2 separate regions of the Homo sapiens genome follow, and region 2 is linked to region 1. A link is a loop called in an ENCODE intact Hi-C map of the cell type or tissue named here. Cell type or tissue: CD4-positive, alpha-beta T cell. All regions are shown on one strand. Links, peaks and the distances in the headings refer to the core of each region. The heading gives the core; the rest is flanking DNA.

Evidence for each region. Hi-C counts contacts between places; a loop is a spot of excess contacts. Peaks named below come from ENCODE experiments on the same cell type or tissue, not always from the same donor. Only the 100,000 strongest peaks of a DNase experiment are listed, where the experiment ranks them.
Region 2: a loop joins it to region 1, with 6 times the contacts of the local background. A loop is called at or near these places in 1 of 110 quality-filtered maps.

The regions. Positions count from the first base shown.
Region 1 is chr15:90,374,551-90,378,945 of GRCh38, reverse strand. No RefSeq gene overlaps it. Among named protein-coding and RNA genes, the nearest start is that of IQGAP1, 11 kb to the left of the region's middle. In CD4-positive, alpha-beta T cell, for the core only: no CTCF peak of the experiment used is centred there; a DNase peak (open chromatin) is centred at 1,845.
Region 2 is chr15:90,676,200-90,680,594 of GRCh38, reverse strand. All of the region lies in intron 2 of CRTC3-AS1 (CRTC3 antisense RNA 1), which reads left to right. Among named protein-coding and RNA genes, the nearest start is that of LINC01585, 18 kb to the right of the region's middle. RefSeq lists an enhancer at 2,455-2,514. In CD4-positive, alpha-beta T cell, for the core only: no CTCF peak of the experiment used is centred there; a DNase peak (open chromatin) is centred at 1,984.

The sequences.
Region 1 (4,395 bases), core at 212-4,211:
TCCAACAGCAGCTTGCACCCTGTGCCTGGCAAAGCCACAGGCACTCAACTCGAGCCCATGAGAGCAGTCATGGGTGATGAATCCTGCAAAGCCACAGGGACAGAGCTGCTCCATGCCTTGGGAGCCCACCCACTGCACCGGTATGCCCAGCATATGGGACATGGAGTCAAAGATTATGTTAGAGCTTTAAGATCTAATGACTGCCCTTCCAGCTTTCAAACTTGCATGGGGCCTGTAGCACCTTTCTTGTTGGCTGATTTCTCCATTCTGAAATGGGAATGTTTATCCAATGCTTGTACTATAACTGTCAGGCCTCACAGGATAGCTTTTCAGGAAATTGTAACCATGCTGTGTAGGCAGAATTCTGAGATGACTGCCCAAGATTCCCAATCCTTGGCTATTCAATCAAACACTAATCTAGGCACTATTTTGAAGGGATTTTGCAGATGCAATTAAGGCACTAAACAGTTGATCTTAAGATGGGGAAATTATCCTGGTCATCACATGAGCCATTTATAAGTAGAGAGATTCCTTTAGCTGGCAAAAGAAGTCAGAGACTCAAAGCATGGGATGGTTCAATGGGCCATTGCTGGTATTGAATATGGAGGGGTCCACATGGAAAGGACTTGAGAGCAGCCTCGAGAAGCTAAGAGTGGCCCCTGACTGATAGTCAGCAAGGAAACAGGGACCTCAGACCTATAACTGCAAGGAACTTGATTCTACCTATAGCCTAAATGAGCTTGGAAGCAGATTCTCCTCACAGTCTCAAGATAAGTCCTTAATCTAGTGGATATTTTAATCTTGACCTTGTAAGACTCTGAGCAAAGAACCCAGTCAAGCTTGCCTGTACTTCAATAGAAAACTAATACATACACTTAAGGAAACTTGAGTGTGTGGGGAGGGGGTTGGGGTGGCTTATAAGTAATGTTACCAAACATGCTAATGGTAAACTTTTGTATAAAAAGGCCTATGAGCTAGCTGGATACCCTGCTTCTCTCTGATAGGACTAACTCCATATAGTTCATGAGTCTTTTGAGCAGATGTAGTTCGTAATAAATCCGATACTCCATTTGGTCTATGTAATTACTGATCTTCTTTGTTTCTCTATACTTTGAACACCTTGGGCAAAGAGATAGAACACCTTGTTCTAGAAATAGAACAAAGGGTCAGTAAACTTCAGAATACCATCAAGTGGCTGTCTGTCAAGTACCAGTTTTCATCTTTGTGAAACTTCAAGTGTTACCTATCACTGCTTAACTCCTTAACCAACTCATTTGAGAGAAACCTATTTCATCTTGTCCTAAAGATATTCAGATATTCCGGATCTTGTGTTTAAGCACAGCTCCTGCCAGATATTCCAACTTCAGCCATTTCTTCAACTCTTGGTTTTTCAGATGGAGGAAAAGTTTTGAACTACCTGTTGGTAGTTGCAGCTATTTACCAACTGCTTACCATGTTCCAGAAAATGCTAGGTGCTTTATTTATATTGTCTCATTTAATCTTCACAATAACCCTATGAGGAAATATAATTATCCTCATTTTACAAATGAGAAAACAGGCACAAAGAGGTTAGATATTTTGCTTAAGGCCATAAGATTCAGAGTTAGGATCAAGCTTCCATCTCTCTGATTCTAAAATCTCTGTCAAATCATCATTCAACACCGTGTCCTAGTTTATGGACAGCATATCAATGAGCAGGTGTTCATTCACTTCTTAAATATGCCTAATTGCCTCTGAAAACCTTTCAACAAACATTTGTGAACACCCATATCCTAGTCTAGGAACAATATATAAAAACAGAGACCCGGAAGTTGTGGGAGGAAGCCAGGAAGTCAGCCCAGAATGGAGTTGGGGCATTGGTTTCCGGGCTGGGGTTAGAATAGGCCACAAGGTTCTACTGCAGTCTCAAGGCCTAAGACAAAGGACAAATCTAAAGATTCATCAAGAGACAGAAATCGCTCATAGGAATCATGAGCTCATTGGAGAGTCAGACCAAAGTATGGGGAAAGAGCGGTAAACGAGGCAGGGAACACCAGACCCCATCACAGGGTCAGAACCTGAGACAAGCCTGCATGGCAGGGTTCCCCACGGCAAACCCCTGAAACATCTACAGGGATGACAATGGGTTACTAGTAACAACAGCTAACTCATAATGAGTGCCCCTTAGGTCCAGTTGTAAGTATTTGATCTCATTTGACCTTCACAACAATCCTATGAGGTAGGAACTACTAGAATTTTCAATTTAAGGATAAGGAAACTGAAATCAGAAAGGTTAACAATGTTCCAAAAATTACACAACTAGTTAGTGACATACTCAGTATTCAAACTGCATTGGACCCAAAGCCCACATATGTGAACGCTATTCTCCACTAATGCACATGAGGACCTAGAGGGCTGAGTTGAAAGATTTGTGAGGCCACATCCACCAAAGAATGTGATGGACATAGACCTGACAAAGCACTCTCAAGAAGCTTTCAGACATCAAGATAGAGATCTAGGAGCACAGATAAGAGAACAGTTGATGGGTCGGGTGCGGTGGCTCAGGCCTGTAATCCTAACACTTTGGGAGGCTGAGGCGGGCAGATCATGAGGTCAAGAGATGGAGACCATCCTCGTTAACACGGTGAAACCCGTCTCTATTAAAAATACACAAATTAGCTGCGCCAGGTAGCAGGTGCCTGTAGTCCCAGCTACTCGGGAGGCTGAGGCGGGAGAATGGCGTGAACCCAGGAGGCGGAGGTTGCAGTGAGCCGAGATCACGCCACTGCACTCCAGCCTGAACGACAGAGCGAGACTCCGTCTCAAAAAAAAAAAAAAAAAAAGACTTTGCAGGGAAGACCTATGAAAAGGGTGAGAAAGGGCACAAGTTGCAGTAACAGTGTAAACAAAGCCAGAAAAATTGCAAAGGTGTGTGCGTGTGTGATCATGCCCTGATTCTTGTATAGTTAATTTCACCCCAGGCTTCTCAAACAGCACAGCCACATGATGTTTCAAAAAGTCCAAGTGGAACCTCTTCGGAAAGATGCCCCACCATTGGCAGAGGCTGTGACCTTTTTCCTCAGGTACCAGGGGTTGCTACATGGGGAATGGGTGGACACTGGGCTGTAAATACTGCGTCTGGAATTTATTCCTTTTGGTGGATGCTTGGTCTCGCTGACTTCAAGAATGAAACCACGGACCTTCACGGTGAGCGTTACAGCTCTTAAAGATGGTGTGTCCGGAGTTTGTTCCTTCAGATGTTCAGATGTGTCCGGAGTTTCTTCCTTCCAGTGGGTTCGTGGTCTCACTGACTTCAGGAGTGAAGCCGCACACCTTCGCAGTGAGTGTTACAGCTCTTAAAGGTGGCTCATCTGGAGTTGTTTGTTCCTCCCGGTGGGTTTGTGGTCTTGCTGACTTCAGGAATGCAGCCGCAGACCCTCGCATTGAGTGTTACAGCTCATGAAGGTAGTGCGGACCCAGAGTGAGCAGCAGCAAGATTTACTGTGAAGAGCGAAAGAACAAAGCTTCCACAGCATGGAAGGGCACCCGAGTGGGTTGCCTGCTGCTGGCTTCGCTGGCCAGCTTTTATTGCCTTATTTGGCCCCACCCACATCCTGCTGATTAGTCCATTTTACAGAGTGCTGACTGGTGCGTTTACAGTCCTTTAGCTAGACACAGAGTGCTGATTGGTGCGTTTTTACAGTGTGCTGATTGGTGCATTTACAATACTTTAGCTAGACAAAGAGTGCTGATTGGTGCGTTTTTAATCCTCTAGCTAGACAGAAAAGTTTTCCAAGTCCCCACCCAACCTAGAAGCCCAGCTGGCTTCACCTCTCAATACCTTCTTTCTTTATCACTCCTCATTTTCTTTACGACTGATATTTGGGTGGTAGAAAGCTCACATCCTTTATGGAAAGTCACCTTCCTATAAGCTCCTCTGGAAGTAGAGTACAGAAAAATCTAACTAGGCCTCTCATGAGATTACAAGCAATGAGTGACATTTCTACTACAACTTATAATGCCAGTGCAGGGCAAGGTAGAAACTGCAAGACTTCAGTCACTATTCAGTTATGTAAAGACTAACACGTGGGCACAGTGGCTCACGCCTGTAATCCTAGCACTTTGGGAGGCCATGGCAGGAAGATTGCTTGAGCCCAGCAGTTGGATACCAGCCTGTGCAACATGGTGAGACACCATCTCTACAAAAAATAAAAAAAATTAGCTGGGCGTAGTGGTGCATGCCTGTGGCCCCAGCTACTGGGGAGGCTGAGGTGGGAAGATCACTTGAGCTGGGGAGGTCGAGGCTGCAGGGAGCTGTGATTGCACCACTGCGTTCCAGCCTGGGAGACAGAGCAAGAACTTGTCTCAAAAGAAAAAAAAAAAAAGAGCTAGACAAGGTGGCTCACTCCTGTAATC
Region 2 (4,395 bases), core at 86-4,085, 300 kb before region 1:
CTTTTTGACAGTAAAATGAAAGATCTTAAACAACGCTAACATTAAAAAGAGGCCTGGAGGGAATACAAGAGTTGGAGCAATCCTGGGGACTTGAGTCAGTTCAGTGGGATGCCCTACCACCTTGGCAAAGCCAGCACAGTGCCATGCAGTTCCAGGGCAGTGCTGCTTGTGACCTTATGTCTGCTCCTCATGAGTACCACGATGACTCCTTGCAGGTCCCATTGCTTCCCACCATATGCTGTTTTATCTTGTAGTCATGATCCCAACTGGACAAATGGGGAAACAGAGGCAGGAAGCTGGCATGGATGTGACATCAGGAGTCAGATTTTCTCTGGTTTGTTCCAGGAAGTTTTCCGTAGAATCCCAGAGGACATCCAGTGATTCTTAACGGGGGATGATTTTGGCACCCCCAGGGGTATTGGGCAATGTCTGGAGGCATTTTGGTTGCCACAACTAGGGAGGTGCTACTGGCATCTACCTGCAGTGTCAGAACAGCCTCCAAAGAACAAAATGATCCAGCCCACATGTCAATAGTGCCGAAGTTGAGAAACCCTGCTCTAACCCAAAGGGACTCCAAATCCCAAGTGATGTGGTGGTTGTCAGGGCATTAGCAGACTTAATGCAAAGGCCTCTCAATATGGCAAAACAGATTGTCTGAAAAATTATGTAATTTTTGTGTTTAAAAAGAGTAGAACCTGGGCAACATAGCAAGACCTTGTCTACAAACATATTCAGGCTGAGAAAATGAAAAATAAAAAAAGACCCTGTCTTGGCCGGGTACGGTGGCTCACGCCTGTAATCCCAGCACTTTGGGAGACGGAGGCAGGTGGATCACAAGGTCAGGAGTTCAAGACCAGCCTGGCCAGTATGGTGAAACCCTGTCTCTACTAAAAATACAAAAATTAGCTGGGCGTGGTGGCACGTGCCTGTAGTCCCAGCTACTCAGGAGGCTGAGGCAGGAGAATCACTTGAACCTGAGAGGCGGAGGTTGCAATGAGCCGAGATCGTGCCACTGCACTCCAGCCTGGGCAACAGAGTGAGATCTGTCTCAAAACAAAAGACCCTGTCTTTACGAAAACAAACAAACAAACAACAACAAATATATATAGAGAGAGACAGAGAGAGAGTGTCAGGTATGGTGGTATGTGCCTGTGGTCCCAGCTGCTCAGGTGACTGAAGCTAGTGGATCCCTTGAGCCCAGGAGTTCAAGGCTGTTGTAAGTCGTGACTGCCATGCACTCCAGCCAAGGAGACAGTGAGATCCTGTCTCAAAAAAAAAAAAAAAAAAAAAAAGTATATATCTTGCCTAGATCATGGTCTCTGTATGTCATTCTCTGCTAAAAGAAACTAGGGCTCCTGCCAAATGGCCAGTCCAAGGTTGGGGCAGCTGAACAAGGAAGGTATCATCACTATGGAGTCTGATTAAAAGGACACAGGGGTTCATGTGAAAAGGCTCTCTCTGACCAAATACAGGATGATTTGAGCAACAAAAAGAACAATGCAAGTATGTTAAAATTCGTATTTGTAAGTTGAAAGAGGAGCTTGTGATCAAAAGATGAAAATGTTCCTTGGCCGGGCATGGTGGCTCACACCTGTAATCCCAGCACTTTGGGAGGCCGAGTCGGGTGGATCACCTGAGGTCAGGAGTTTGAGACCAGCCTGGCCAACATGGTGAAACCCCATCTCTACTAAAAAATACAAAAAATTAGCCAGGTGTGGTGGTGGATGCCTGTAATCCCAGCTACTCAGGAGGCTGAGGCAGGAGAATCGCTTGAACCTGGGAGGTGGAGGTTGCAGTGAGCCGAGATTGTGCCACCGCACTCCAGCCTGGGCAACAAGACCAAAACTCCGTCTCAAAAAAAAAGAAAAGAAAAAAGAAAAGGTACCGCCAAATCATGTGACTTCTAGAGGTTTCCTTTATGAAAAAAAAAAAGTGGTGCTTCCATTACCTCTTAAACCCAGATGTTCTCATTTCCTTTAGTGTCAACAGTGGCGGAAAGGGAAGTTTGTATCACCTGTGTTAATGCTGCTCTGGAAAGGGAGCCAGAATGAGAGTGCACAGTGATCACACAGTCACCATCAAATAAACCATGACTACGCACATACTCTGGGATGGCTGCATCTCTCCTGTGGGAAAGAGAGAGATAGAAAGAGAGAGCAACATGTCATCCGATGACTGCAGCCTAGATGGATATGGCTGTGATAGAGTGCTTCAATTGGAATCTGCCTCTTGTAACTGAAAATTACTTTAAACAATAAAAAGAAGTTATTGACTCATAGTCAAGAAAGCTTGACAGTGCTGCAGTGCAGTCCTTGGACTACAGTGGTCCACAAACTGTTATTGGTCCACGATAAGATATCTATGTGGCTGCAAGATCCACGTGCATGACCCTTCTTTCCTACCTTGTTGATGATGCTACAGGATAACGAGAACACCTGGGTTTAAGAGGCATAGAAGAACCACTTTTTATAAAGGATACCTCCAGTGGATGAAGCTATATGATTCATCTTTATTGTGTGTTACAAAAGTATCAGTCAATAAAATAACAATAAAACTGAAAATGAAACGGAAAACTGCTGTTATTACAGACAGTTCGAAAAACAGTGGCCTAGAGTGGTGATTCCCAGTCCTGGCTGCTCAACAGAACTACCTGGTGAGCTTTGACAACTCCCAGTAATGAGGTTCATTCCCAGGGATTTTCATTTAATTGGCCTGGGGTGGGGCCAAAGCATGGCTAGTTTTAGAAGCTTGCCAGGTAGTTCTAATGTGTAGTGAGCGTTGAAAACTAGTGGTTTGGATTCAGGTTGGCCTCAGCTGAGGCTTTATCCAGTGGTCAGGAATGTCACCAAGGCCTGGTGGTCTCATAGCACTAAATGGTCATATTAGAAAAGGAGAAAGAACTCAAATCAATGACCTCAGCTTCTACCTCAAGAAACTAGAAAATGTTCAAGTTCTTCTGCTCTGACCTAAAAGGTGTAAAAAAATAAATGTAGGGGCCGGGCGCGGTGGCTCAGGCCTGTAATCCCAGCACTTTGGGAGGCCGAGGCAGGCGGATCACCTGAGGTCAGGAGTTTGAGACCAGCCTGGCAAACATGGAGAAACCCCGTCTCTACTAAAAATACAAAATTAGCCAGGCGTGGTGGCGCATGCCTGTAATCCCAGCTACTCTAGAGGCTGAGGCAGGAGAATCACTTGAACCTGGGAGGCAGAGGTTGTGATGAGCTGAGATCACGCCATTGCACTCTAGCCTGGGCAACAAGAGCAAAAACTCAGTCTCAAAAAAAAATTAAAAAAAAAAATTTTAAAGAAACTAGAAAAATAGAGCAAATTCATTCCAAAGTAAGCAAATAAAAGGAAATAATAAAGATCAAAGGGGAGAAATTAATGAAATGGAAAACACAAGAACAATAGAAAAAGTCAATGAAACTGAAAGCTGGTTCTTTGAAAATATCAATAAAATTGATAACTTCTAGCCTGACCGATTATGAAAAAAACAAAACAAAACAAAATACAAATTGCTGATATCAGAAATGAGAGAGGAGACATCACTACAGATTCCATAGATATTGAAAGGATAACAAGGGAACATTATAAACAACTTTATGCCAACAGATTCAATAACTTAGATGAAATGGATAAATTCTTGAAAAACTTAAGAGCTTACTCATGAAGAAATAGGTCATTTGAATAGCCTAATGTTAATTAAAGAAATTGAATTTATAGTTAAAAACCTTGTCACAGGCTGGGCATGGTGGCTTACACCTGTAATCCCAGCACTTTGGGAGGCCAAGGTGGATGGATCACTCAAGGTCAGGAGTTCAAGACCAGCCTGGCCAACATGGTGAAACCCTGTGTCTACTAAAAATACAAAAAATAATTAGCTAAGTATGGTGGCCTTTGCCTGTAGTCCCAGTTACTTGGGAGGCTGAGGCAGGAGAATTGCTTGAATCCAGGAGGCAGAGGTTGCAGTGAGCTGAGATTATGCCACTGCACTCCTGGGCAACAGAGTGAGACTCTGTCTCAAAAAAGAAAACAACAACAACCTTGTCACAAAGAAAACTCCAGGCCCACAATCTAAGACAGTAAACTGTGCCCAGCACAGGGTGGGAGGAGAGTGCTAGCAGCACAGCTTGGAAGGCAGGCAGCTCCTCTGGCTATGAAGTCGAGTTCACTTCCAGGCTAACTTGGACATATTGCAAAGAGATGTTTGATAAATTTGAAACTACAGTTAAATGGCAGCTAACAGCCTCTCACCCATCTTTCCCTAAGGAAGTACTTCAAGATGTCCAACAATCCAGTAGGGCTTTCATTTTATTTTCTTGACTCAAATGTGAGCCTGGTGGGTAGACGCATCTGAGCATTGACTTGTTAAGAAAAACTAACCTGGCCGGGCGC